Regions from separate parts of the Mus musculus genome. Here regions 2, 3, 4, 5, 6 and 7 are each linked to region 1. Evidence: chromatin loops called from intact Hi-C (ENCODE). Cell type or tissue: left cerebral cortex. All regions are shown on one strand. Region 1 holds the start of Adgrl3 (adhesion G protein-coupled receptor L3). Region 2 overlaps Adgrl3 (adhesion G protein-coupled receptor L3). Region 3 overlaps Adgrl3 (adhesion G protein-coupled receptor L3). Region 4 has its middle 110 kb from the start of Gm22974. Region 5 overlaps Adgrl3 (adhesion G protein-coupled receptor L3). Region 6 overlaps Adgrl3 (adhesion G protein-coupled receptor L3). Region 7 overlaps Adgrl3 (adhesion G protein-coupled receptor L3).

Region 1 (4,000 bases):
CGCTGCAGCCGGTGGACCCAAGCGGGAGCTATTAACATGCGGCAGTCATAACCAGAGCTGCTTTCCCTCCTCCTGCAGCCGCCGCCGCCGCCGCCGCCGCAAGAAAAGCAGCTGCTGAGGAGACCAAAAATCTTCCACCATCCCCCCCCCCGCAGCCGATCTTTATATCCAGTTCTCCCACCCCACCCCCCTTCTCTTTCTTTTTCTTCTTCTTCCTCGTCCTCCCCTTTCCGCCTCCGAGCGAGAGGGAGGGGATAGGTAGGGGCAGCGGCGAGGACCAGTAGTGGCTTCTCCGCCCAGTCCTCCTCGCCGTCCTCCTCCTGCTGCCCCCGAGGTGCTCCGGCAGCAGAGGGTCCGCTCTGCCGCCCGCAACCCGCTCCGAGAGCCCAGGCGCGAGCCGCGCAAACTCCTTGCCGGGTGCACGGCGTGGACGCGCGGGCAGAGCGGGCGCCGGGTCGCCGAGGGTTGCGTGCCTGCCGCGGGGGGCGAGCCCCGAGCTCCGGTGGTCGCCTATCAGCTCGCCGGCCAGGCCGGGTAGCTTCGGGCATGCGGGAGCTTCATCGCCCGGCCCGGGGTCTGAGCCGATGCCGTCACCGCCAACCTCCTCCTCGGCCGCCGGCTTCGGTCCTCTTTTTTTTTTTTTTTTAATTTTATTTAATTTTATTTTTTTCTCTTCTGGACTCCCCACCGGAGCCACTGAGGCTCGGGGCGCCCTCCAGACACGCACACGCTCTTCCCCTCGCGCGCACACACAGGGGCGAGCTCCTGCCCCAGCACACCGTGCAGCCCGCGCGCGCACACCCGGAGGGAGAAGACTGAGGCCAACGAAATAAATAAATAAATAAAAGAGAGAGCGAGAAGAAAGAAAGGGGAGGGGGGGGGGCGAGTCACAGGCGGTGGCGGCGGCAGCAGCAGCAGTAGCAGCTGCGGGAGCGGAGGCAGCGCGCAGTCCGCGAGATGCCAGCAGCGGCGGCGGCGGCAGCGGTGGCGGCGTCGCCCTCCTGGCCCGGCCGTGCCATCTGCATCCCCGCTCCTGGGAACTGGAGCGAGCGCTGCGGGCCGAGCGGGCGGAGGGGGCGGTCGCGCCCGCAGACAGGCAGCGTGAGCGCAGCGGCCAACGCAGCCGAGGCCCGAGTGAGCCTCTGGCGGGGTGACGGGGCGAGAGAGCTCCCAGGACCAGGGAGGGGGGCTCCAAGGCCGGGAAAGGGGCGGCCGGCAAAACCCGGATCTGGAGTCCGCGAGGGCTCCGCGGGCGCGGGCTCCACCTAGCCGCTCCGCAGAATCTTGGAGGTGGGAACCGTGGGGCGGCTAAGGGAGGCTTCCCTTGCAGGGTTTGTCAGACAAAGGGTATCTCTCTCCTGGATAGGAGCATCTCTCTCTCTCTCTCTCTCTCTCTCTCTCTCTCTCTCTCTCTCTCTCTCTCTCTCTCTCTCTCTCTCTTCTCTGCTCTCCATTTCCACTCATCTCTAGCCCCCCCCCCTCTCTCCACTCAATCTCTTCACTCTCCCTTCCTCCCTCCCGTTCTCCTCCTCCCCCACTCTTCTGCTCTAGGTGAATGAGGTACCAGGCTGGGAGTTCTGCCAGTGTCTTTTTTTTTTTTTTCAGGTGCAGATTACTCCACGTGTTCTTTATGCGGGTGCTGACTTCTAAAGCATTGCCTGCTTTGAGTCCATTTTATGTTTCTTGAAACTTACCTCAATGTACAAGTTCATTGCAAAATTGAAAGCACACCTTTCTACGAAAAGATAGGACCTAGAGACTCAATGATTTTGATTTCACTACAATAAAAATTACCATGAAGGATATAGAAAACTGTCTTGGTTCTATCTCCATGCCTTCTGCTGTGATAAAGTTTGCCCACGTGACCTTCATCAACTAATTGTACCTCTTTGGGATGCTTTTGTAAATGAAATTGTTAAAAAATGTCTTTCTTTCTTCCTTCCTTCCTCCCCCCCTCCCCCCCCCCGCTTCTCTCCTATAACATTTTATCGCTTCAAGGACTGTGGATGTAGTTTCTATATAAGCATAGTCTAGTGACTAGGATTTATTGTATGAAACCAACAGGTACATCACATTCCTATTCAGGTCTCCCAAGTTGAATGAGGCTGTATAGTGAGGCAGTATAGTGTCATAATGATCTCCTGGCCTGTGGGAATTTGCAAGTTGGAAACTACAACCCCAGCAGATCTGTAAAGCTAACCATCATCGTAATTATCTGATCATCCCTGACACAAGAATGAATTTCTTTCATTCTTCAAAGCTCAACTCACATGCCAGATTTTCTTTTTTTTCTTTTTATTTTTTTATTACGTATTTTCCTCAATTACATTTCCAATGCTATCCCAAAAGTCCCCCCTACCCTCCCCCCCCACCAGATTTTCTAAAGAACCCCTTTCTTAGCTATCCCAAGGTGAGAAAAAGCCTTTGTAACATATGGTATATGCTACACACACCATAGCCATTATCTTCTCTGCTACAGTTTGGATCCTAAGTATCCACCAAAGGACTTTATGTTAAAGGCTGGTCTCCAGCTACTGATGATTTTGTGGGGTAGTAGAATTTTTAAGAGGTTGGCTTGCTCTAAGGATGTTAGAACCTTGAAGATGGAACCTTGTAGAGGATCCAGGGACCTTCCCACCAAGTACCCTGTATCCCAGTCACGGAGGTGAACAGCTTTGTTTTGTTATACAATCAGAGGTATTGTTTTGTATCGTAAATATCAAAACAACAAAGACAATTAGGCTTAGACTGAGGCCTCCAAAACTGTAAGCCAAAATGAACGTTCCCTCCCATGAGGTTACTTTTATAGGCATGCTGTCATGGGGAACGAAAATGTGACTAAGCAGCTAACTAGCTCACACAGCACTGTGATGGTACCTCTACCACAATGCCTATGTTGTCCTGCTTATTTTGGTCTCTTTTCAAATAATTAGCTGCATGTCACTATATCTTCTCAGATTATAAGAGCTCTCTTAAAGGTAAGTTCCAAGCTATATTGGGAAAGAATATACTATATATTATATGCTCTTTGTGTATCTAGTAATTCATTTGGGAGTGGGGGAAATAGAAAGTCAAAGAGATTTAATGGCTGAGTTCTGACCAAGTAGATTTTCATAGGCTCAAGTATGGCTGCTTTTATTCCCTTAATACAGGACATTTATAAGCGCCCTTGGATACGTAAATACAAATTGACATCTGGACTCACTTGTGACTTAAACAAGGGCTTCACCAAGACTAGACTAGCAAACTGTGACAAGAGACTCTTAGTTGTAAAGGAAGCAAGATGGAAACAACTCAGTTCCTATTTACCATATGCTTAGTGAATTTATTTAGAAAAATAATAGAATATTTTTAAGTGTATAAGGTATGAAGTAAATCAAAGATATTACATACTATTAGTGATGGCAGCAGGAAGACAAATATAAATAATTTATAGCTATAGCTAAGGAGTCTATAAGTAAAAATGTTACTTATAGACTCCTTAGCTAGCCAATGTGGACATGGACCAAAAATAAAGAATTTCAAAGATCCTACTTAGTGATGGGGGAAAAGGTAATAAAAACAGCTTATTTTTTTTTAAACACAGTGCAAGTAGGAGTATTGATTGCATGTGTAGTTTAGCTGTGTGTCAAATTACACTGTTTCCAGAAGTTATCCATATTTTAAACTCAACCTCTGTATTTTCAAGTCACTTTTGATATGATGAGCATAGTCTTCTACGTTTGATTAAACCTCTCTCTCCAGGTAGTAAATCTGTGATTCTTGCTGATATATTCTCAGGTGAGTCCTCTATGAGAGCAAAGTAAGTTCTGTGCATTTTCATCTACCCAATTATACTGGACTTCTTCATGTTAGAGAAAAGACAAAAGCAGATTACTTAAAGCACAGACCCTCGATACAAAGTAGCTCCAGGAATACTTGGATGGTGTTTTGGGGTTGTTTACTCCAGGATACTAGAAAGAGTTGGCACACCTGATATTTAATCTGAGGCAAATCAATA
Region 2 (4,000 bases), 65 kb before region 1:
AACACATAAAGCAAAACTTCATGAAACACATACTGGATTCAATGTTATTGAATATACATGGGCATAAGTGTAGAAAGGAAAACAAGAAGAGGAGAATGTGAATTTTCATCTTACGCACTGAGGATCCTTCAGAATACATGCATCTCAAAGGCCCTTTTTTTATTACATCTTTCCAAGTGTGTAATTACTCTGAACAAAATCTAAATCTAGATTTGGGTTCTTTACTACATTTGGCTATCTGTGATTCTGACTGTAGGGACCGTAGTTTAATAAAAGGTTAATTAACGCAGCTGTGGCCTACATGGAACATTTTCTAGGCTAAGATGATCTCAGTTCAGCTCCCTGAGAAAAAAAAAATCAGTTGACTGGAATTCTTGGCTTCCTCCCAGACAGTTTCTTGAAAAGGTTACCGGCTTAATTGAATGAAAGCGGAGTCTGCAACCATCAACAATTATCTATAGAGCAAGACTTGTTATTAGGCTGAATAAAATCAAAGGTAGAACCCAACCACAATTATGTATGGAGAAGTTTAGTTTTTAATACTGGCTAGATTAAGAGCATCTGCCACAACTGTGAAAATTTCCTAAAAGTCTAGTTTGTTTTTTTTTTCTTCCTGGCATAAAGGCACTGCACAAACATTTGTGTATGTGAACCATCTACTAAAAATGACTTCTATTTATTTAGAAACTGTCACGATTAAGTAATTAACTGGGAAGAAAGGAGAAAACCTACATGAAACTGACATTGTGTGTTTTATCCACAGCAATGAAGCCAATACCTACACTGTCTGCTCCTGCTTCTCCCCTTCTTTATAGGTGTACTGCTTGCTGTCCCATTACCTACAACTACTTGGTTCTTCCCAGAAACTCTTTCTGTTCCTTTGGAAACCAAATGGCTACAATTTTCATGCAGAAAATGTGAAATGACTAGTGTGTTAGTCACAATGGCATGTCATAGGCAGTGTCAGTACACAACATATAAGTAAGGCTTTTTGTTGAAACCACAGAAAGTGTCGACCATGATGCTGAAATGAATAGGACTTAGAAGCATAGATGATTTTCCAATTATACTGGACTTTGTTGTTTCAAAATGTTTTCCCAAGTATGCTTTATTAAAGACAACTACTCTATAACTCGAGTGTAATTATTAAAAGAATTAAGTCCCAATTGCTGGGTCTCTCAATTTTGATAGCAGCCCAAGATTTCGAATGCTCCATTATATTTAAACATTTCTTAAAACTGTATCTGAGTAAATTAGATTTATCTTCACAGCAATGCACAATTTTTAAAAGACATTTCTTGTAATTGATTTTCAGCAGATTTTTTTTAAAGTTAACAAAAGCTATACATACATCAAGGGCATAAATATATAAGCCAAAACAGGCAAGAGGTTTTGATTCCCTGGTGAAATGGTAGAAACGTATAGTTTAAAATGAAAGCAGAGGAAGAAAATCAAAGTCTTCCACTCTATTTTCCCTACTAGAGGTAAATCTCTTACCTGGTCATCATTGAGTAAGTGTGACTCTGCACAGGTCAGAGCCCCAGAATTCGGAAGATGAGGGTAAGAAGCCAGTCATTTGGCTGCTCTCCCATGTGAGCTTAGTTTAGCATAGGCCCGAACAAGGGTGATGACTAATGCACTGTTCAGGGAACGTAAAAGTAAATGTCTTCCATTAAAAAAAAAAAAATGGCTGCACTAGGGAATAACAGGGTAGTGAGTTTCGTACTTGTTCCCAATAAGACTAAAACATTCATGAGATAAAAATAGGATTTACTGAGAAACAGATTTCTAGTGAAGAAATTCAGACACTGAGCATAGTGGATTTCACACAAAATACATTAAGACATACAAACTGCATGATAGATGTACTATATATGCATAATGTATAAGAAAGAAAATTGTAATGCTGTAGCCAAAGACAACCAGTCATATGCCATGTGTGACAGTGATTAAAAATGGCTTTAGCTGTTGTATATTAAATATAACCTTCCTAGGTAACTCTTAACTCCTGAGTACCACTCTCAACAGAGGATGATGCTGAAAGACAAACTTCTAAAGATGCCATTCCAAGCCCTTTTCTGGTCTTTGTTTTACCAAGTTAGTGTGATATTTCGCTAACATCTCGAGCATCACTTGAAGTCTGATATCTAGCCTGGATGAACTTGGCTGCTTGAAAGAACAGTATTATTATTATTTTTTTTTTATCTTAAGCTTTGGATTTTCACATGCGTTCCCCTTTGCCTGAAGTACTTTGTTTTATTCTTTGGCAAACAGTACAGCTTTTAGAGCTTATTATAAATATTAATTCTGATGAAAGGATATATTGTCTTTTCCCCCTTTCTGTAGGTTAAGATGTCCTTGCAAATAGAATACGGTAACAACATGCTGTGTGTTGTATTTGATCATAATTCCTTAATCATTTTTCTTTCCTTCAGAATCAAAATACATACACACAACCAATTTCAAAATATTAATAGTTTGAGTCCTTAAACCACCTTAGTAAATCAATGCCTTATTTACTTTTCACTTAAATATGCATAAAGATATGGTTTAATTGTTTAATATTAGAAATCTCCTAAAAAGTTATGAGTTCAGGTCAATCAAATATGGATGTGGCTAAGTATACACTGGGTAAGTCATTCTACCACACACTTTTAGTGCAATTTTTTAAAACTTTGTTTACCCACTCTGATGTTCACATATATGGATATAAAAATAAAGTAACATGAAATAGCTTTTCCAAAGTCAGAAAGACACAAAGTTTCCAAGGTAATATTCAATGCCACACTGTGTACTGCCACACTCTGTTCTCCCAACTAGACTCTACTTCAAACACAAACTACAGTTTTTAATCTCAATATGTTATTATGTATGAACACATAAATTAATAAGTGCCCACTAAAAAAGAGAATGGTGATTTACATAATTTCTGCATTTTAAAAATATCTTGATTAAATGTTTTAGTACAGGGCAACAAAGTATGCAGAGTTCATTTTACACATTCTTTTTTTTTTATCTCTCACTCACATAAATTCACCAAAGCACCATGGTTCAGATACTCTGCAATCCTTTTGTATCATTAGTAGTTTTTTTATTCAACAATCCATCTTAAACTATCTAGAATATACTGCTCTCTGCTGCTTGTTCACCATATATGGTAAGGAAAATGGTATGGTTATCATATATTTTGACATAATCATAAATGTCTCATAGATGCAAGTAAAATCTGAAGTTCCATTTTTACACTTCTTTGCAAGTCTCTGAAGCCTCTAGTAGATCAAATATTTATTCAAATGTTTCCTAAATTGAGTCATAAAGTAATGATTTTTGAAACTATAGGAAATGGAAATCTAATATGTCACACAGCTGTGCCTGGGAAGCCTACTTGAGTCTGCTTTGATTTGCATCACTGAATAATAGAATTTCCAACCAAATGTAGTATCTTAGCATATGAACAAGTTCAAAAAAGAAAGAAAGAAAGAAAGAAAGAAAGAAAGAAAGAAAGAAAGAAAGAAAGAAAGAAAGAAAGAAAGAAAGAACAGGTCTTAGGGAAAGATGCAAAGCAAACATTCCCGACTTCCTCATTTCAGGAGGCATTTTCTGGAGATTTCAGAATTGAACATGAAACTGTCTCTCAGCCCAATGGGGTTTCAAGCCACACAAATACCGTGAAGACAATGCAGAACACTAGCCAGAGGGAAAGTATGCTCTGTTTAGTTTGCTTGGAACCAGGAAGAAGTCTAACCAATTCTGAACAGTTAACGATTTTCTTTCTTTACACTATCATGCCATTCATTTTGATTTCTGAAAAGATGTTACACCAGCGAGAAGATACGGGTGCTGGAAGTTACTGGCATATATATACAGCATGAGCCAGTTTGAAGATAAACCCAACTGATAGAAGATGTGTAATTAGCTGTATTAATACAATACAAAGACTAATTAATCTATGGTTTACAGTTTGGGGAAATGGATAAAATAATGTACATTTTAAGGTTCA
Region 3 (4,000 bases), 260 kb before region 1:
GATTCCGTGCAGTTGCTGGAACAATCTTGGCAACCATTAGAGTGGGAGTTAAGAAGCCATGGAGATGAATTAGTCCAGTAGCCTAATGTCAACAATGAAGTTTTTACTTTGTTCCATTTCCACTTATGCTGAAGCACCTGTTGCAATATATACTGTGATACATTCAAGGGCTGCTGTTCTAAGGTGATTCATTACAATAAGGACGTGCCTGTTAAAACATCATACATTGCATACAAGTGAAGGAAAACAGAGTATATATAAATGTGTCAGAACTGAAGTTCATATATGTTACATGAGTTAATGTAAAACTAGTGCACATGGGGCATAGCACAGACCTATGAATATCTAGAATTTACAAAAAAGTAAAATATTATGATGATGGAAAAAGGCAATAAAAGGGCAAATAATTTGATATCATTTGGTTTCTTGCATTTAAGTGCTAAGCTAGACTAGATCTTTGTTAAATCTGGACATATCTGATGCTCATGTAGAATTGTGTTCAACCTGTCAGAGCATTTAGATAAAGGCCAAACATGAAATATAGTGAAAAAACCTCATTACCGAGAAGTAAAACCTATGTGGTTATCATTACATTGATTTCCCAAGATGGGTACTGGGTTTAATAAAATCTGCATATTCTGTTTGCACTATTAAAAAATTCTGCACTTATAAATGTTTCCATATTTAATTAGAAACATCAAAGTATCTTTTGTTCTTCAAGAATAGGAGTTTAGTTCTATTTTATTATCTGTGCTTGTTGTTGAAATTGTGCATTTCTAAAATTACAAATCAAATGTCACAGAAATGAATATTGTCGATGGACACATCAGCAAGTTATCAGGGTTCTATAATTGTAATTAAGCTATAATATATTTTCATTTAATTAAAAAGTATTTGCCATGGAGTGACCAAATTTAGATATAGTCAAACATATAAATCATCCAGAAATAAATTTTTCATGAATATCAAAATACTTAGGTAGGTCTAAGTTAAAGCGTGGCATTTAGCTCACCACGAGTCAATGCCTGTAAATGGGTAAGCTTTATTGACTGCTCCGGAAGCTTCCTTGTAATGCAGTAGTACAAAATAAGCTACTTCTACATTCCAGTTCTAAAATTCTTAGTAGGAATTGCCTGCAATTTTGTTCTTGGGATAAAATTGTTAACTGCTCGAAATGGAACTTAAACAAAGAGACTTCCAGCAACTTAACGGTTGGTTTCAAAGCTGGAGTTCACATATTATACACAGTAGATGGCACGCTAAAATCAATGTATTTATAAAATTTCACCAGAATCAATTAAAATTAGAGCATTTGAGTTCATGAAAAGCAAGAGCATTGTTGATCAACAAAGATTCTTCCAGATTATACCATATATCTTATTTGGATTTTAGGAATATTGGTAATAATTTAATCTTCACAGCATACACAGTAGGTTTGTGTGTTTACGCTTTTTTTAAAGATTTATTTATTTATTTTATGTATGTGAGTACACTGTAGCTGTCTTCAGACACACCACAAGAGGGCGTCAGATCACATTACAGTTAATCATGAAGCATAGCAGCCATGAAAAGCTTAAACCCAGGCAAAGCGATACATCCCTTGAATCCCAGGAAACAGAGGCAAGCAAATCTCAGAGTTCAAGGCCAGCCTGGGACAGAGCAAGTTCCAAATAAAGAACAGCACATGTCCACATATGGTGGCACATAACTTTAACCTGGACCACACCTTCCTAAGGACAATGGAAGCAGGGAGGGTTCATTCTTCTCCTGATTGTCCTTTTTTGCCAGCACATTTGTTGGAACCTACTGCCTCAGGATTCCAACTTATACAGAAGATCAGCTGGAACGCCCAGCCTCACGGAGCTGAGTAACTACTAGATTCTTGACTTCAAATTACAGCTGCCCATTGTTGGGTTAACTGGACCTCAGACTGTAAGTCATTCCAACAATTTCCCTTAATGTATAGAGACATTCCGTGAGTTCTGTGACTCTAGGCAACCCTGACTAATACAGTTAGGAACTATATCAAGCATGAGAATTCTTCATATTATTGTTTATAATACAAAATCAGTATCCCGAATAGAGGGGAGAAGGCAAGTTAGTGCTATTCTCAAGTACTTAAGAGCTCTCTTAAGAGCTCATTAAGCTTTGACATAAATGAGCAACAGATTGAAATAAAAACCATGTAAAAATTTAAGCACAGTTGCATACTTCCTGAAATCTTGCAGTCCATATATAACCCTACACATCTCACAAGTGACATTTTTCAAAACACAGAGAGAGAGAGACAGACAGACAGACAGAGACAGAGAGACAGAGAGAGAGAGAGAGAGAGAGAGAGAGAGAGAGAGAGAGAGAGAGAGAACCAAGGAGCTCATGGATCATTACCAGACAAGACATGCTAGGAGGGAACTGTTTGATTTTTAAATTATTTTCTCAACTTGTATATAATAATATTTCCCCAAAGAGTCATTTGTTTAAAATATGCACAGGAAGTCACTGTTCATTTATTCAATAAATATTTATTGAGTCTCTACTTTGCACAAGTTATGAAGTCTGAGGACACAGTAGGAGCAAAACAGGAAATACCTCTGATCTGATGCAACCTAAAGTCTCATAAGGATGTATAATTTTCCAAACGACCCAACGCCCACTGTTTTATTATAAAGCAGCATGAACAGAACAATGTAAAATACATTCCCACCCCCATTATTTATGTCCCCATGCTCTGCTAAACAAGACAAACTAGTACTTTAGTAAATGAATCTGTACTGGGATTTATCTTGGTAGCCATAATATATTGAGACAAATGGATAGAACTATTAAAATACTATGTTTTCCAATAATAAAAGAATATAGTATGATGAACTATTTTTGTAGTAATTTTAGGAGCAATAACTTTTTTCTGTCACGTAGTATCTAATGTATGGACTAATATAGAAATATAACTCAAGTGGGGATATTCAATGGGAATTATTTTAAATGCTATTATCAGCTTTAAAGCACTTTGAGGTCTTCTCATTTGCAAATGAGTTTACTCATTTTTATTGTATTGTGTTCATGTAACACATGTGTTTATCCCACCTATATTCACATATATTCTTTTACATTCCAAGTGCTAGTCTTAGAATCTAGGACAAATTATAAGATAAATGATACTAGGCTTATCTCAGAATAGATTATATCTTTATGATTGTATTTCAATCACCTTAAACATAATTCTATATGCTACATTAAACATGAAACCACTTGGTTCATTATAAAATTGCATAGCTAACCATAACTTATGAAGTTAAAATCTCTTAGAACTATTTCAATAAATCACTGAAATGTTCTTAATACACTAAAGAAACTTGTTATCGGCAAAATATTTAAGGTTAGAAAAATATGTTGGAGGTCTTTGCATAGTGTTGTAATTTTGTTTTGTTCATGTTTATAAAGAAAAGTCTATGGACATCATGTAAGATATTTAAAGTACAATGTGACATTAAGATTTTGAGCTGTACTCAGAGATGTCTCAGTGGATAAAGGCACTTGGCACTAAACCTGACAATTCCCAGGTCAGTCCTCAGGACACACAGTAAAAGTAGAGAACAAACTCCTCAATTTTTCCTGACTATCTTGTAGAGCCAATGCCATTACTGGTCTGATTCACAGGGTGTAGGCATTTCCTATGACTGCATACAATCATGACAATAATGGACAAAAATAACAATATTTTTAATGTACTTTAAATTAATTTTCTAAATGTAGTCTCATCAGGATTTCAATGATGAACCTCAATTAAAAAGATTCCATTATAAAGTAGAACACTTTCGAAGACCTACAAATCTTTTTATCCAGTTTGAGATAGAGAACTTATAGGCATCCCAGAACCATTGCAATAATCTGTTGACTAGCCTTTCTACATCACTGCCGAAAGCATTTACAAATTACTCATGATAAATGTAAGTGGATCTTGAGTCATGGAACGTAATGAACTGAGGAATGCACTTTATAG
Region 4 (4,000 bases), 230 kb after region 1:
TGTATTATGAGACACCTTTGATGTTGCTGGTGACTAGATAATGAGTTTGGCTTCTTTTTATATTATTCTTCAATACTGATTCAATTGTGCAGACTGCCTTCCAGGAAACTCAATGTGGAGCCCTAATTCCTGAATTACGGTCTTCCTTTAATTAGGAGTGAGTTGTATTGAGGTCTAAGATGTGCATTACTATTATAAGGGTTTTTTTTCCCATGTGATGGTTAATCTACATTGGTAATAGAATTTGGAATTATTTAGGAGACATGCCTTTGAGGCTTTTCTAGAGAGGTTTAACATATTTGGGAAGACCAATACCATCCTATAAGCTAGTTTATAAGATTTAAATAAAAGGCAAAAAAAAAAAAAAAAAGGAGGAAGACAGAAGATCACCAGTATCCATTTCTCTCAGCAAGACTGTGAGTGGCATGTGACTAGATCTTTCATGGTCCCACACCAAACTTTCCACATCATGCTGGAATGTATATTCAATCCATAAGGCAAAACACAAGTTTGTTCTCCTTCCTTAAGTTTCTCTTTTATAGGTGTTTTCTTTCAGACATGGGAGAAATAACCAATACAGAACGGGAAACAATGATATGGATAGTCTATGATGTAAGTTGGCAGTTATCCATAGAACACCAGTCTCTATGTTGTAGGTATGTTCCCATCTTCTCTTCCCTTTCCATCCTCATATATACTTCAATTAGATTAAACACAACTTAATTTTCATTGAACATCTTCTATGTTAGAAATGGAATGCAAATAAAAATATTCATTTCTCTGTAAGGAAAAGAATCTGCAGTGAAGTTGTAGAAACAGATGATCTAACTAGAATTTTAGAATTTGGAATACATACACAGGGTTGTACATTGATAGTACTACAAAAATAATTGAAGCTAAACTTGTGTTCCAGTGAGTCGCAGCCGGTCATACAGACATTCTCTCTAAAATGAAACTCTCCTTCCAGAAGGATGGGAAATAGTTTTTTAATCAACTGGTTCAGGGAGCTTAGAAGGTGCAAAGATTCCTAAGTTCCCTCCTACATTTATGTAAGCAGGATCATCCTCTGAGGAAAGTGGATTCTGGTTTACTCAGCAGCCTGAAATTCGTTCAGCAAGATTTATACAGGCATCTTGAGCGACGTCACTAGATTGAGGAAGAGTTTTTGGTGATGCAGGCATTTCTGCCACTGATGCTTCGATGACTAATTCTGATAAACTCCTTTGTTCAGTGACCTAGATTTGCATCGACTTGTTTCTTTGGTCTTCATTGTCGGTGCCTTATGTAGGCTGAATATCCATTGGCTCCTATCTCCCTAGAAAAAAAGCCTCACACAACACAGGGCCCAAATAATGCATGTATTTATGGAAAATTAATTGGCCACAGTTAATGTGGAATAAATTGACTAACAAATTATCAGAGAAATGGTGTTAGTGGGAAGGTGATAATTAAGGAGTATATTATCAATTACCTGAACTTTCATTTTATATTTTCTGATTTTAAGGTGAAATTTTAAACCTTTAAGATTAACATGACTTTATATTGAATTCTGAATTCATCCCCATCGACTTTATTTTTATTTTCCTAAGATCCTTTTTTTTTTTTTTTTTTTTTCCACACCATGGGAAAACAATGTGCTGACTTTAAATTAGAAAGTTTACTTTCATTTCTTGGTAGTGATAGAAATGCAGTGTTTCTAGTTTCTTGGAAATTGATGCCTCCTGTGCTACTATGTCTACCTTTGATTTCTATTTGTCTGTGAAGATGATATTAGAAGGGAGTGCCTGGATTTTTCAATGAGTGGCCTCACATTTAATTCTAGGTATAGTGGGAATGAATTTTGTCCCACTGAAGCACATGTAATGTGTTGCTACTTGTTAGGTACACATTCGACTCATCCTTAACTCATACCCGATATGTGTTCCAGACACATCATGCTAGCCTCCTACTGTTCTTCTTCCCACAAACACAAAATGAACTCCACATGGTACAACACCCACCACTCCTTAGGCCCGCAGGATCACTGCAATATACTTCTACAAAGATATGCAGGAAAGAACACACACAGCTCTCCCACACAGCTTGGAACCATCATGCAGAATAAGCCGGATCTATTCTGGTTTCATGTTCCTGTTTTTCAAAGGTGAGTGGGCAGACACAGAACTGCTGTTGCTGCTGTGACAATCTTGTGGTCATAAAGAATCCTTAAAGTTACCCAGAGATGGTAATGAATTCTCATTCTTAGTTGATAAAGACTGATTCACCCCTGGTTTTACAGAGCATCTAGACCATTTGGCACCACAATCGGCAGTGAATTCCTTTATGTAAAAGGACCCAATCTAGCTGGTTGAGAAAAGTCAACTTTTGCATTTCAAATGCCAAAAGTCTTTATAGCTGCCAGCATTTAAGTCCCAATTAAAAACAAAATGAAAGCAAGACAATAAGTTGGGTCTCATCCAAGTCAGTATACTTCACAGATAATAGCTCTGAAACAAGGAGGTGATTGTTAAACTTGGGAGTGGGAAGATGTCCTTCAGGCATTCAGGTTTATACAGGCTGCCTAGTTTTCTGCGTTCATACATATTGTATCTTTTGTAGCCATAAACCTAGATCCAAGCAAACTGGATTCTTATCTCAAAGCTGTAATTTACTGACTGCTTGTGTGAGCTTGGACAAAGCCTGATATTTCCAGGTCGCCATTTTTTTATGACCAAAACTGGGCATCCATATCATTATAGTGTGTTATGTATATATTATAAGTCAGCAGCAAAGCATATGCTCACATACATATTTATTAGAAGCATTTCTTGAGATAAGTTAGGGATGGGTGTGTAGGGAGCTGTAACATTCATGGAACATCTAATTATACTTAGCTAACCTTCAATACTGTCACAGTGGTATGTTTTGTTTTTCACCTGTTATTAGCAAAAGTAGAAGTTGGAATGGGAATATATTATGAACATCTCCAAACTAAGTGGCATAGCTAAAAGCTATATAGTGAGTAGTGTATGTAATGATATAGTAAAATCCTCAATCGCTTAATGGAATAAAACTAATCTGAATTTTCAAGAATTACAATTCTTGGGAAAGATCATATATATATGAAATCTGATTTTAATAGTTTTATGCAATAAAGATATTGCACTCTATTTTATAAAATGATCTGTATTTGGCTTAATGTAATTTGAAATAAAGGTATTACATCCTCCCTGAAAAATAATCTATATTTGGCTTAATGTAATTTGAGTTAATTTTTGGTTTAAATAGGTACATTAAATAAAAGAGCAGTGGATATTTTTATGTACATATTTGGTCTTACATCTCTGACTAGCTTTCTTTAACAACTTTATTCTGCTATAGGGTGAGAACTTTAAATCTTTCTTCATATTAGAAAACTAATTTTTGAAAATATCATGTGTGAACATTTTATAGGAGTATAATTATATCTGCCTCTAGCCTCTATTCTGTCATCAAATATTCTCATCCTGAGAGATATTTGTGAGTGTGATTAGTAATAAATATGTTTTCTTGTTTCAATTTTCATTTATGTAAGCTCAGTGAAGCTGAACATCTATCTGGGTTCTATCCAGTTTTATATTTAATTACTTAAATGGAAATCTATTTGTGCTAGGTGAAGTGAGAATCTATTTGCATTTATACCTATTGCTATTGAAAAATTTCATCATAATTTGTTTTTCAGTATCATTTCTTTGACCATTTTTGATGCCCATTCATAATGATGTCTGTTCATTACCAACAGTCATGGACCCTTCTCTATTATCAGTGTCTAGAGTGTAAATTATGGGAGATTAAGGCACGGGGGCAGGATAAGTATGTCAGAGTCAGTGACTTGTAACCTAAGTACCTTCAGTTCAGGAGCAGCCAGAGTGAACTTAGTGAACTCTAGAGGGACAAGCATGGTTCTGTGTGAGACATGGGTGTGTGTGGGTGTGTGGGTGTGTGGGCAGGTATGGATAGTACAGTATGTAACTAAATCATA
Region 5 (4,000 bases), 250 kb before region 1:
CCCTGCCCTCAGGACTGAAGCAGACAAGCAACTATCACAACAACCCATTAGTAATCTCAGATCTTGTCAGGTCTAATCATTTTAGGAGTCAGTAAATAAATCACTCTAAGAAATGGCGCCCAACTTCACACATACTGTGGTGGCCTTTCCAAGAGGAAGCAGGAAATCTGAAGTGCCAGCCCAGGTCTCATTCTGGAAAGCACACTGAATCTAACAGTCACCAAGAACATGAAATAAGTCAAAAGGGATTAGAAATGTAAATGGAAAGCCCATTAATTTAATTAAATTCCCATTATTTAACAGTATGTAATTTGCATTTTAACAGAGTTTTGCAGACTAAGCCTCCTGCAGAACATCGCTGCTCCATGATCAAGGCTGAGAGTTGGGCTTGTAAGACTGCAGCCAAAGAAGATAGGAGCTAACACACACAATTCTCCTACTTTAAAACGCTACCCATTCTTTCTCACACATGAAAAGGCAGATGATGTAACAAAAGCACGCTGTATTAGAATACTTGCTAATCAATTTTGCATAACTTTCAAGTTAAGCACCCTGAGTCCCAAGGGCAAGCCCTTAATCGCCACAACACAATCTTATGAGTTAAATTTCAAAAATACTAATGACTTAATCTGGAAAAATAATAGTAAATTTGTTAGTAATTAGATGACTGAATCATACATTTCAAATCAGAGTATAGTAAGAGACTATTAAATGAAAAAATGATAATAGAAATAGCCAGTCATATTCTGAAAATAATATTTGATGGCATCAAATACGCTTCTTAATTCAGACAGAAACTATTCACAGTATAGGTTAGAATCATAGAGTAGCTACGGAATGTAACATCAGAATTTAGTACAACTATTTTTCTCCTTTCCATTTCCCCAAATGAGAATATAAATTCAAGGATTTCTGTTTTGTTCTCTCTGGGGGTTTCAATGTCTGCCACAATGTTAACTTTTAGTAAGCTTGCTTAAGGAATGGATCATTTATTAAGGGTGCTTCCAGTCCAGCCTCCAGAGGTGCCAAGGCTTTTGTTGTAAATTTACCTTTCTTAGTTGGCGGTTCTTCGTCTATGACTCACGTCTTAACAAAAAATATCTTCAACTTTGAAGATATTTCAGATGTGTGATTTAGCCTGCCTTTTCATATTTAATAACAATGCTTTGATGCTGTTCCCACCAATGTCTGCACTTCTTCCTCATTCCTGTGATTGCCTCTACACTGCAGGAATCGTGTAGTTTGAAGAACTTGCCTCTTTGAAGTGTTTCAGTTTCTTTACACTCCATAAATTTAGGTACCAAAGCAAAACCAAGTATCAGTTTAGTTTAAGATGATGAAATTGGTCTGTGTCTCATTGCGGTGGTTGTTCAGTTTATTTTAACTGACAGAAAGAAATATATAGCATAGACTCCATGATGAAATCTTGCATTTATAATCTGTAAAATACACAGCCCATGATGAAGGTGTTGGAAGTAAACAAATAGACTATTTATAATTTTCTGGGAGTGGATTTAGAACTAAAGAAACTTCAAAGAAAGACCCTCCTGTTACTTACAATGTAAAGGGACTCAAGAAAGAAAAAGCCATTTCCAATTCCATATTTGCAACTATTCAGTTCATATTATAAAAATTTTTTTGCATATGATGTTCATATAAGCAAATGCTAACCCCTCTGAGTTTGTTATGTATTATGTATGTGTATGTATAAAAGCAAAAAGCTTAAATATACATAAAGAGAGAGAGAGAGAATGGACAATAAACTATCTCCATGCATAGTCATACACCAACATAAATCTATGTGCAAAATCAGGGATTCTAAGACTCAGAAATGGCCCAGTTTTGCAATTTTTGATTTAGTTACGTTAACTCCCAGGTTCTTCACACTCCAGTTCACTGCAATAATGCATTACACTTCTCTTCCAAAAAGTCATATTTGCATAGAGCTTTACCGTTTGTTTTTTTTAAAAATAAGGCTAGTCTCGGTTTAAGTAATTTTAAAGTGCAAATGTCTGTGTCTTGCTTTAAGTTACTTTAGTTCTCTCCTTCTTCTTAAAGAAGTATAAATGAAAGCAACTCAAGCAAAACCATCAGGGAACAGGAGCACTTCCCCTTAAAGGTCTTTCATCCTCATCTCTGCCCCAACTCACAAAGCAGGACAGGTTCCCTTACACTTACTACTCTATGTGCTGTTTCAATCTGATTCTACTCAAAGTTACATGAAAGCCACAGTTCCTGCGTAGGCAGGCAATGATAGCACAAGGACTTAGCACTTTATAAGACTGAGCTCATTTAACGTTTAGCACTTTAGAAGGGAGTTCTCATTATGCCTAACCTGCAAAGGGAAACTGAGGACAAGACAGTGGGAGTCATGAGCCCAAGGCCACTCACCAGGAGGAATCACACTACAAGTTGGGTTGCTTAGAATTTAAGCGAGAGCACTTTGACAAGTCATGAAGGCTCAAATTTAGCAACAGATTGTGGGCATGCCATATTCGTCCGAACTATGCCAACAGTGCTAGTGGAATGAAGCAAACACATGATCAGACTTCTGTGTTTTATGCCTTAAACCTCTTTTCAGAGTTGACCAGATGCTCTGGGTGATTTTAAACACACTGCAAGGATCAGTTAAAGGAAGCTCACACTTTCCCAACACAAGTTCAACAAAGAACAACAGTTTGCCTTCCTGTTTAGAAACCAAAGAAAACTGAGACCATATCTGCAAGATCTGGAACATCACCATGAATGTAACAGTTCAGGTCAGGTTCTCTGGGCAACAGATGCCTCTGAAGATATTGAAGATACTTTCTGCTTGAGGGAGGCAGGGTGCCGGGGTGCAGGGGGTGCGGGGGGAGGGGTGTTAAGGCAAAACACCAGGGGGTCCTAGAGAAGTGCAACTGGGCAGGTGGTAGGGCTGAACATGGATTAAAACCCAAGGCTGAGGCCTAAGTGGATGAGGGTGGAGTGGGGGACAGGTTGTCCTTTTTTTCTTTTGATGAAGCAAACAGGGGATTTGGGCGTTTCTAATAGTGATGCTAATTAGAGCAAAGCCCCTCCTTCAAGCAAGCCCCCAATGTCCTTCACTGAGAAAGTCTCACTCAAATTCAGCTGAGAAGGGAAAAAAGCCAAATTGTGGACAGCTGGTAAAGCTAGACTCAAGGAGGCACTGGACCCCGGAAAGAGGATCCCTCATAACCTCTTCTTTGTCGTGTGTTAGCGGAAAACAAGGGCTTTGAAAATGTCCTACAGTCACAGTTCCGTACCACTAACGTAAGTCTATTGTAGCAAAAAAATTCTGTTTCCTCTTCCGGAGGTCTGCCTTTGAGTCTGGCTTCCTGAGACTTCTGGAGAGTTGACCTCTCTTTCTTACTCCACTGAACTTTAAGACGCTGTGGTGGTCAGACTAGGAGATGTATTGACTTTAGCCAGAAATGCAAATGTGGAAGGAAAGTTGGGTCTGGGAGTTAATTGCCTTTGGCCATGCAGATGTATAAAGCAAACTCACTACATCTGCTGTCCTTTCTTGTAGCACAGAATCGTCTGATTACAATGGACTTCTGTTCAATTTGAACTTCTGTTTGTATTAAAAATATTACTCACCTTTCTGCCATGCACCCTGACAGATTGAGGATTTTTTCTTTTTGCATATTAGATAAATAAGTGTTTTGTTTACTCTGTTGGTGATATCTAAGCCAGACTGTTCATTATCTAGAAATTGTTGCTTCTATGAACGCTCAAAACCGTTATCGCACAGCGTTAGAGATAATTTTTATTACCCTTAATTTCACAAAATATCCAGCTCACCATTCACATACAGACTACATTCCCACCCCCTTTTGCCATTAGAATAGTTTATATTTTAAGTCCTTAAGCCCTCTACATGTTATCTAGTATGTGGTGTGGACGAAGGTGCATTTGTATTAAAAAGGGCTAACATCCTCTCAGGATTGGTTCTCAAATGTTCCAAGCTTTTTCCTAAATAATGTATTCATTGATTTTA
Region 6 (4,000 bases), 500 kb before region 1:
TTATCCTATGTAACAACAGTTAAGTTGTTCTCAGAAATGGTTTACATACTTAATATTCCAATTATAAATGTATAAGCATCCCACATTCTGTCATGTTTCATATTATTAATCTCTGGAGGCTAGTTCAATCAACCTTCAGATGTAATATTTTAACAATGAAATATATATGGTAGCTCATTACTCCTTAAGGAAACAGACCTCATTCATTCAATGTTCCATTTGTTCATCAAAGGGAAAGCACACTTATTTCCTTTGTATTTCTCTCTTTTTTTATCTCTTTTCTTCATCCTAACTTTCATCATTTTGCCAATGCTGCCCAAAGATAATGAGCATGAGAATATAGGTAGCATCATGTGTGGTTTCAGAAAATGGAGAGAACCAGCTAAGGAGATTTAAAGGCAGCAACGATCTAGTTCTCCAATCTCCAAAGTCCTTACAATTGCTCCAAATCTCTGCAAAGTTTCCAACTAATCCTTCTAATCCTCCAGTAATTAAATCTGCATCTTCAAGTATTTCCAAGAAGTTACCACACCAAGGTACCCCATCGCAGAGACCACACTATCGGATTCTCATTTAGGCTGTGTGCTGTGGATAATTTCTTGAGATGGAAATATGAAAGTATCACATGTTTAGAATTCCAAATTTAGCTTCTTTGGTTCACATCTACGTTTATAAACTGAGTTTCTGGGGACTGCTGACTTTCTAGGATTTTAAGGATAAGGTATGCGAAAACTAGCACAGTTGGGTTGGTGGGTGTTCTAAAACACTAGACAAGTTTGCTGGTCTTCACTCTACATTAAGTTTGGCACAGATTTTCTCACTCTGTTCACTTTGACTTCACCCCTTCCTTTCACCTTGCATCTTCCTATGACTTCTTCATTATTCTAAAGCATGGGGACAACATGACAAAGCTAAGCTTGCCAGAGTGACAAGGACTGTAAATACAGCTATTTTCTTACATTTACATGTGGATAAGATGTTTCTCTGCATCATCATCATCATCATTATCTTATAGAGACTTTTTTTTTAATGTGCGTACAATGTCACTCCCTTTAGACTCACCAGAAGAGGGCATCAGATCCCATTACAGATGGTTGTGAGTCACAATGTGGTTGCTGGGGATTGAACTCAGGACCTGTGGAAGAGCAGTCAATGCTCTTACCTATTGGGCAATCTCTCCAGCCCCTAAAATTATTTTTAAAGGCTTGAGTTTTACAGCTAAAAAAAAATTAACTCATGAAGTACACTGTGCAGAAAAAGAAGTACAAAATAATTTTGATTTGTATCTTCAGCAATAGTTATAGATTCATAGGATATGTGAATCTGTACTGTTGTATAAAGATCATGAAGAGACACCCAGCTCTTCCAAAGCAAATGTACAGAAATGCTCTCCATTTGCTTTCGGAGGGATCTAATAAAATAACAAGCCACAGCCTATACAAACAGACATTAATATAGATTTTTAATCTATCATTTATGTATCTTGAGTTACATCATTTATCAAAATTATTGGAGCCTTTTGATTTCTTGTGGAATAGACTTCTACTGAGAAAGAAGTAGATTTGTACTTAAAACCCATGCTTGTGAGCTGTTATCTATGGTACTTGGCCACTACTTCAAAGGTTTAAAATCAGACATTAAACACGTAGCTATTTTAGCAGCTAATATAATTTCAGCTGAATCTCTTTTCTCTGTCCTAGTATGGACTGAAGGATAGGAGTCCAACTGAAGCAGCCTCCCCACCCCCATATTCAATAATAACATTCTTGCTACTGTTGCCAAACATTCCAGGAGGGCTCCTAAGGAGCTGCAGAATTATTTCAGTTCCACCTGTCTGCCCTCTGGTGGACATGCTAACGAGCAGTGCAACAGCCTCTCAAGACAGCTGGAGAGCGTGAGAATCCTCATTCACAAAGACATCATCTTCATATGCCCCTGAATGTTAAGTGCAGAAATAATTTTGATTATCTTCTAATAGGTATTCATTTATTAGCGGCATCGCTTTGTAGGGAAAAAAAAAGAAAGAAACCCTGTATCTATGACCCCTTTTTCTATCACTAGCACATCTACTAGGAAGGTCATTCGGATGTCAGATTCTTAAGAAACACTGGGCTCAGCTGTACAAAAGGAGGGTCGGTTTTGCTTTGAACAGGACTGTAGTTTTTATATTCAGAGGCTGAAGAGTAGATGATGTCATTCTGGAAATCTTAACCCTTAGTAAGATGAGAGAAAAATACAGGAGAGGTTAAAAAAAAATGTGGGAGAAAATTAATTCGTTTGACTTGGAGTTGGGAGATTTTGTTAAGTTCTCCCTGTGCTTCCTGGAAACAGCAGCATCAGCAGTGTCAATCAGCAGCAGCTGTCCCCACAAGCAAAGAAGAAGCACGGGAAGAATGGGAGGGAGCTCTCCCACACAGCGAAACAGCTGAGGAACAAAAACTCCAGCTGGGACCAAGATTAGCAACAAGTGGTGAAACGGTTGTTTCTGTTTTGCAAATTTCACTCAGCTACAAAGATGGAGGCAAACCAAACTTTGGAAACAGCAAGGGATCTCAAGTGGAGCCCAGTAGTGACTGTAACCTGCCATCCCATGAGCAGCCTGACTTAAGATATCAGTCCTTTCCCACTGTTTCCCCATCTCAGGAGCACCACCTATAAGTTAGCCATTCAACAAGCAGATTCAGCAAACTAACAAACAAGTGGCGTTTTCAAAATGTTCAGGATTCTCTGGCCAGCATTCACAATTGCTCAGCTGTCAAGGTAAAGGGCTCAAATATATGATGTGAAAATTACATTTTAACGAGGTGTCATGTGTGCTTAAAGTTCTTATTCATCACTACATAGCCAGAACTTCTGCAGGAGACAGGAATGCACTAATTAGCATATTATAAGGACAGGAGGTTCACCTAATCTGCATTGTTCAACTGTTGTGCACAGGCTGTGTGCTGTTGTTTAGATCCTGCTCCCTTCAAGCAAGTAGAGGAGCTCTTCATTTGCATAATCTAAATGGGTCTCTGAGAAAATGCAGATTGTATTTGGGAAGGAGGAGGAAGAAGAGAAGGGGGAGGAGAGGAGGGGGGAGGGTGATCTGGCCCGCAGCATCTGTCTTCAGCATTCTTTCCACAGCACATATTGTCCCATGCCTTTGTCACGCATGTTCCACAAGTAGACTTGTATATTGTAGCCATATTAAGTTTACGAAAATTTGAAGACAGGATTCTCTGCCTATTCCTATAACAAACTTGACTTTACTTCTGTGGGAAACTATTGTAAATTTGACAAGGGTTGCCCTACATTTTTATTTGGATAGTTTAGGAGGAAGCTGTTTGAGGCAAAGCAAATATCTTACTCCTCACTCCATTTCATTAATAAATATTGATTTTAGCACGAAATGGGTTGGGAAGAAAAACAGCAGAGACAGAGGGGAAAGGAGGAGAGGAGAGGGAAAGAGAGAAAGAGAGAGAGAAAAAGAACAGTGACCAAAAGTCAGCGACCTAAGACCCAAGACCAAAGACAAAACTCAAGTCTGGTAGGACATGTCATAGTTTAAGAAATATGATTCCCATATGAGCATCACTCAAGTCATCCATGAAATAATCAAGTGTTCTTGAAGATGGCTAATGTACAAGGTAGAAATATAGATATGTAAGGTAATGATGGATGTACACCACACATTGGTTTGATCTGATAGGATGTTGACACCATTAAAAATAGATTGTGAAGAAAATTCTAGATTTAATAGTCACAGATCTGCTACTCTGGGTAGATGGAATAGTTCTAGATCTGGCTCTCTGGACATTCACACCTACTTTAAACTCTACAGTGGCTGCTTATAAGTGTTTTTTTTTTTTTTTTTTTTTTTTTTAAACAGGTTACCACACACTGAACATCTGATTTTCACACAAAATGCATTTTTCAGTCGAGGACAACCTCCATCCTGGTGTAAACATAAGACAGTTTTCACTTTCTTTAAGTTGAAGGAATCCTCACAACTTGTCAA
Region 7 (4,000 bases), 140 kb before region 1:
GGAGCATGCGAAAGGCCGGGTTGGCTACACTTTTTCTAGGTGTTTAATAAATTAAATGATTTTGAATTGTATTCCCAACTTGTGACGAGTTTACCAAGATGAAAGCCAATCACAAGTTGAGGACTTTATTCATTTACAGATATATAAAGTAATGGAAGTATGTATGTATTGGGTAGATTTTTCTAACCATTCTATTGAAAGAAACAAAAACATAATTAAGTTCCTTCAGTAGATATGCACACTCTTATAGACTTACTCTGCTTTGGTGGTTCCTGTTGCAAATGTGTGTCTTCTCACTGATCCTCAAACTGGGAGACCTATTCTATTTATATAATGTCTATATCTCTGAGTGGATACAATCTGCTATCAGGTTGTTCTCTCCTTTTTTCTATCTCCTCTTCTCTTGTCTTCCTTTATTCCTGCCCATAAACATTTAACATTTAAATATATGTCTATATAAATTGTAAAATACACAAAACCATGACTTTTCCTCAAGTTTATATTGACATGGACAGTCTGAAACTACTACCATGAAGATATTAAAGTGAAAAATAGAAGGACCTTTCTCTTTAACTAAGGTGTGTCAAAGACTCAAGACTTTCTCCTATTCAGCCAGGCCTGGTGCCACACACCTGCAATCTCAGCACTTAAGTGGCAGAGGTAGGTGGACCTCTGTGAGTTCAAGGCCAGCCTGGTCTGCAAAGCAAGTTGCAGAGCAGCCACGGCTATTACATAGAGTTAAACCTTGTCTCAAAAAAAAAAAAAAAATCTCATTGTTGTGATCGTAGTATAGCGTGGCTTCAGAAAGACCACACCAGGCCAAACAGTTCCACATGAGGTTTATTGAGAGAGAGAAGTGCAAGATGGCAGTGAAAAGAGAACGGGGGTGGGGGGGAGAGAGAGAGAGAAGAGGGATCTTCATTTCATATATGGATAGTGATGAAGCCACAGGTAAAGGAGGGAGGTGAGCCAAGCGGATTATGGGGATATGATGGCTGTTGCCTTGGAAACAGGTGTGCAGGTCGCATTGTTGCCTAGGTGTTATGTCACTAGTGGGGGGTCGGAGATCCTATACCAACACTCATACTCATCTGTACATAAGTTATCACTAGACATTGCTATATTTAGATTGTGTGCATGTATAGGTGTGCCCATACATATGCATAAAACTTCATGTAAGACTTTATGCAGGTCAGTGCTCTTCCCAAATTACAAAGACACATAATACTAAAGACTCCTAAATAATCTCAAAAAGCCAAGGAATATCCGAAGGAAGAGCTGGCTCTCAGTGTCATGTGTGCCTGTTCATCTGTTCATCTGTAAAATGAGAAACTGCATGGGAAACACAGCACACTGCAGGCGCTCAATGAATTCTCATGAGATCATTTAAATATCCATTTACACTGATCCCTGTATAAAGAGGGAGCACGCAGTTCATTTCCATCTGAGCTCAAGGCTTCAACAGACATAAAAGAAGAACTGAAAGGGGGAAGCATCTTGACCTTCACAGACTCCAACAAGCATCGAGGTAAGCAGTGACCAAAAAACAAAAACAGACGCCTCTAAAAGGGTTGCAGCATCCCTATGTTGTTGTGTTTTCTTCCTCTTTTCTGAAGTACTAGGCAGGATCTTGCAGAGAAGGCAAAACAAATCTTTGTAATTCTCACCTGCCTGCCACCGGACTATTTTGTCAGTCAGCTTTATTCCAAAGACACCTCAATTCCACTCCCCACCCCCCAAAAGGAGAAAAATCAGAGCAGCCAAAGGAGGTGATCAACAAGAAGCCAGAGACACAAAGTCACTGGAGGAGAGAGAACAGAAATGAGAGCTGTGCAGAACCAGAACCGAGGTGGACAAAACTGGAGGATCTTGCAGTGATCAGATGGGCACTTCAGCAGCACTTGCCAAGAATAACCAATAAAGCAACCTGCCAGGCAGGGGCAACCCAGGAAAACAAAGGCTGATTCATTCACACCTCCACAGGTAGAAAAGGAGCCAGGAATCTCACCCATTTTTACCTAAGGAACAAACCGGTTTTTAAATTAGAAGAACCACACAGTGCAGTCTCCACTAAATGCTACTTTATGAGACTACACAACAGAGCAGTGACTGTGTATTTTCCTTTTTTATTTTCAGAAAATCCCCTCTTCAAAGCTTGTGAAAAAAAAAAAAAACAACACTGGGATTAGAAGATTAAGAAATACAAAAGATGTCTTTGTTGCCTGGCATACTGTTTATACCCAGATATCATGAAGCTTTGCATTCAAAACCCAGTTGTAATGAAGGGCCACAGCAGAATGGGTACAGTGAATGCGGCCACCCTGAATGTTGGTAGATTATTATACAAGGGGCAGTTATCCCACTGAGAGGGCTGGCAGCTTGACAGAGGACCAACAAACGAATAAACTGAAAAGCGTAATGAGTCCAGTTTTACCCTCCCACCTCCCAGCCCTGACACTGAAGCAAACAAGCCCCCTTAATAACCTGGCCCTTCACTCGGCCTAAGGGGGCGGAAGGATAACCAGCCTTCGTGGGGCGCTACTCCTGGAAGAATGGGAATATGAGAGCCAGAGCTGCACAGTTTCGCAAGTACTCCGTGACCACGTGAACAATCCCCACAACACGGGCAGGCAGGCGCCCATTTCCTGCCTTCACTGGGTGTGAGTAACACAAAAACCATTGCTCAGAACCAACTCTTGTTTGAGAAAGAAAAACATCCATTCATTCATTCTCTGACAAAACCAAAGAACTTCGGGGATGGGGCGGTTACTAAAGTTGTTTACATCCTACTATCAGTTTGAAAACCTTGCTATGTCCAGTTTGTGTAATCCTTCCCCTATCTGAATATTACTGAATTGTTTGGAAACTCTTTTTCTATATCTGGTATTGAGAACCGAAATACCCAAAGGACTAAAGCTACACCCAACGTTGAGGATTCTACAAGTCTGACAGAGAATGAGAACTTCTTAGGCCAAAAAAGCAAGCCAACACCAACAATAACAAAAGAACTGTGCTGGCCAGGTGAGGTGCAGGGACCACCCATTCTCCCAAGTACAGGAACCTGTGCGGGGCGGGGCCAAATCCATCCTCCTTCGAGGAGAACTTCTGAACTGTGGAGTGCTTTACAGTTGAAATGATACAGATTCCTAGCCGAATTATCATCGTGTATTTTTAGTCCCCTTAAAGCGATGCATTGTCAACCTCAAGTAAAATAGTGTAATGTGCTAACCAGTTGGTATACAACTACCTTCCAGCAAAGCTAATAATATCATTGGATAATATATGCAATTTTTAATGGGGATTTCATCCCTTTGCTATAGGCTGCCTACATAATCTTTTGATCTATGTCTCTGAAAGAAAAAAAAATCAGCATTGAGTCTTTGTTCTGGGTTTATAAAAAATTTTATAAAACTTTCAGAATAGCAATGATATTGATAAATAAAAGGTAACCAAAACAACAACAACAAACTAGTCAAGAGGTTATAATATTAATCCTGGATGGAGAGCGATCATTCCAGTTGCACCAAGTCAATCATCAGGCCAAAGGACCACCACTTTAAGGTTGGTTCACCTTAAGCCTTACTAATAAAGATGGGCAGAACTACCAGCCCTTTGATAAGTTTCCCATCCCAGAAGTCTTAGCCTTAGCACAGTAGTTTACAAGGGCACAACCACTCAAAGTCATGTCTGCCCACGTCTGTAAATTATTCAATAACACATAAATCCTCCTTTTCCTCTTGCTCTCGCTTTTCTAAGTATGCTTTCCTAAGCACTTTGGGTTTGCCCAATGCTTGGGGCTTTCTCTTTCTTTCTTTCTTTCTTTCTTTCTTTCTTTCTTTCTTTCTTTCTTTCTTTCTTTCTTTCTTCCTTCCTTCCTTCCTTCCTTCCTTTCTTTCTTTCTTTCTCTCCTTTTTTATTAGATATTTTCTTTATATACATTTCAAAAGCTATCCTGAAAGTTCCCTATACCCTCCCTCCTCCCTGCTCCCCTCCCCACCCA

What was found. A loop is a pair of places that touch in the nucleus more often than their neighbours do. Peaks named below come from ENCODE experiments on the same cell type or tissue, not always from the same donor. Only the 100,000 strongest peaks of a DNase experiment are listed, where the experiment ranks them.
Region 2: a loop joins it to region 1, with 2.5 times the contacts of the local background. A loop is called at or near these places in 2 of 42 quality-filtered maps.
Region 3: a loop joins it to region 1, with 3 times the contacts of the local background. A loop is called at or near these places in 5 of 42 quality-filtered maps.
Region 4: it touches region 1 in a loop (5-fold over the local background); 3 of 42 quality-filtered maps call a loop at or near these places.
Region 5: it touches region 1 in a loop (4-fold over the local background); 5 of 42 quality-filtered maps call a loop at or near these places.
Region 6: a loop joins it to region 1, with 2.7 times the contacts of the local background. A loop is called at or near these places in 5 of 42 quality-filtered maps.
Region 7: a loop joins it to region 1, with 3 times the contacts of the local background. A loop is called at or near these places in 6 of 42 quality-filtered maps.

Annotation. Positions count from the first base shown.
Region 1 is chr5:81,016,891-81,020,890 of GRCm38, reverse strand. It overlaps Adgrl3 (adhesion G protein-coupled receptor L3), which reads right to left and starts at 139. Exons shown (of 27, transcript NM_001359828.1): 1 at 1-139. In left cerebral cortex, no CTCF peak of the experiment used is centred here; DNase peaks (open chromatin) are centred at 111, 1,136 and 1,551; H3K4me3 peaks cover 1,416 bases; H3K27ac peaks cover 1,381 bases.
Region 2 is chr5:81,081,753-81,085,752 of GRCm38, reverse strand. All of the region lies in intron 2 of Adgrl3 (adhesion G protein-coupled receptor L3), which reads right to left. Among named protein-coding and RNA genes, the nearest start is that of Adgrl3, 63 kb to the right of the region's middle. In left cerebral cortex, no CTCF peak of the experiment used is centred here; a DNase peak (open chromatin) is centred at 1,933.
Region 3 is chr5:81,278,013-81,282,012 of GRCm38, reverse strand. All of the region lies in intron 3 of Adgrl3 (adhesion G protein-coupled receptor L3), which reads right to left. Among named protein-coding and RNA genes, the nearest start is that of Adgrl3, 260 kb to the right of the region's middle. In left cerebral cortex, a CTCF peak has its summit at 1,510 (motif pointing right); no DNase peak of the experiment used is centred here.
Region 4 is chr5:80,782,165-80,786,164 of GRCm38, reverse strand. No RefSeq gene overlaps it. Among named protein-coding and RNA genes, the nearest start is that of Gm22974, 110 kb to the left of the region's middle. In left cerebral cortex, no CTCF peak of the experiment used is centred here; DNase peaks (open chromatin) are centred at 1,113 and 2,039; H3K27ac peaks cover 796 bases.
Region 5 is chr5:81,268,406-81,272,405 of GRCm38, reverse strand. All of the region lies in intron 3 of Adgrl3 (adhesion G protein-coupled receptor L3), which reads right to left. Among named protein-coding and RNA genes, the nearest start is that of Adgrl3, 250 kb to the right of the region's middle. In left cerebral cortex, no CTCF peak of the experiment used is centred here; a DNase peak (open chromatin) is centred at 2,495.
Region 6 is chr5:81,518,006-81,522,005 of GRCm38, reverse strand. The region is part of intron 9 of Adgrl3 (adhesion G protein-coupled receptor L3); the gene reads right to left. Among named protein-coding and RNA genes, the nearest start is that of Adgrl3, 500 kb to the right of the region's middle. In left cerebral cortex, a CTCF peak has its summit at 1,854 (motif pointing left); DNase peaks (open chromatin) are centred at 1,831, 2,408 and 3,067; H3K4me3 peaks cover 583 bases.
Region 7 is chr5:81,154,439-81,158,438 of GRCm38, reverse strand. All of the region lies in intron 2 of Adgrl3 (adhesion G protein-coupled receptor L3), which reads right to left. Among named protein-coding and RNA genes, the nearest start is that of Adgrl3, 140 kb to the right of the region's middle. In left cerebral cortex, no CTCF peak of the experiment used is centred here; DNase peaks (open chromatin) are centred at 1,948 and 2,391; H3K4me3 peaks cover 484 bases; H3K27ac peaks cover 684 bases.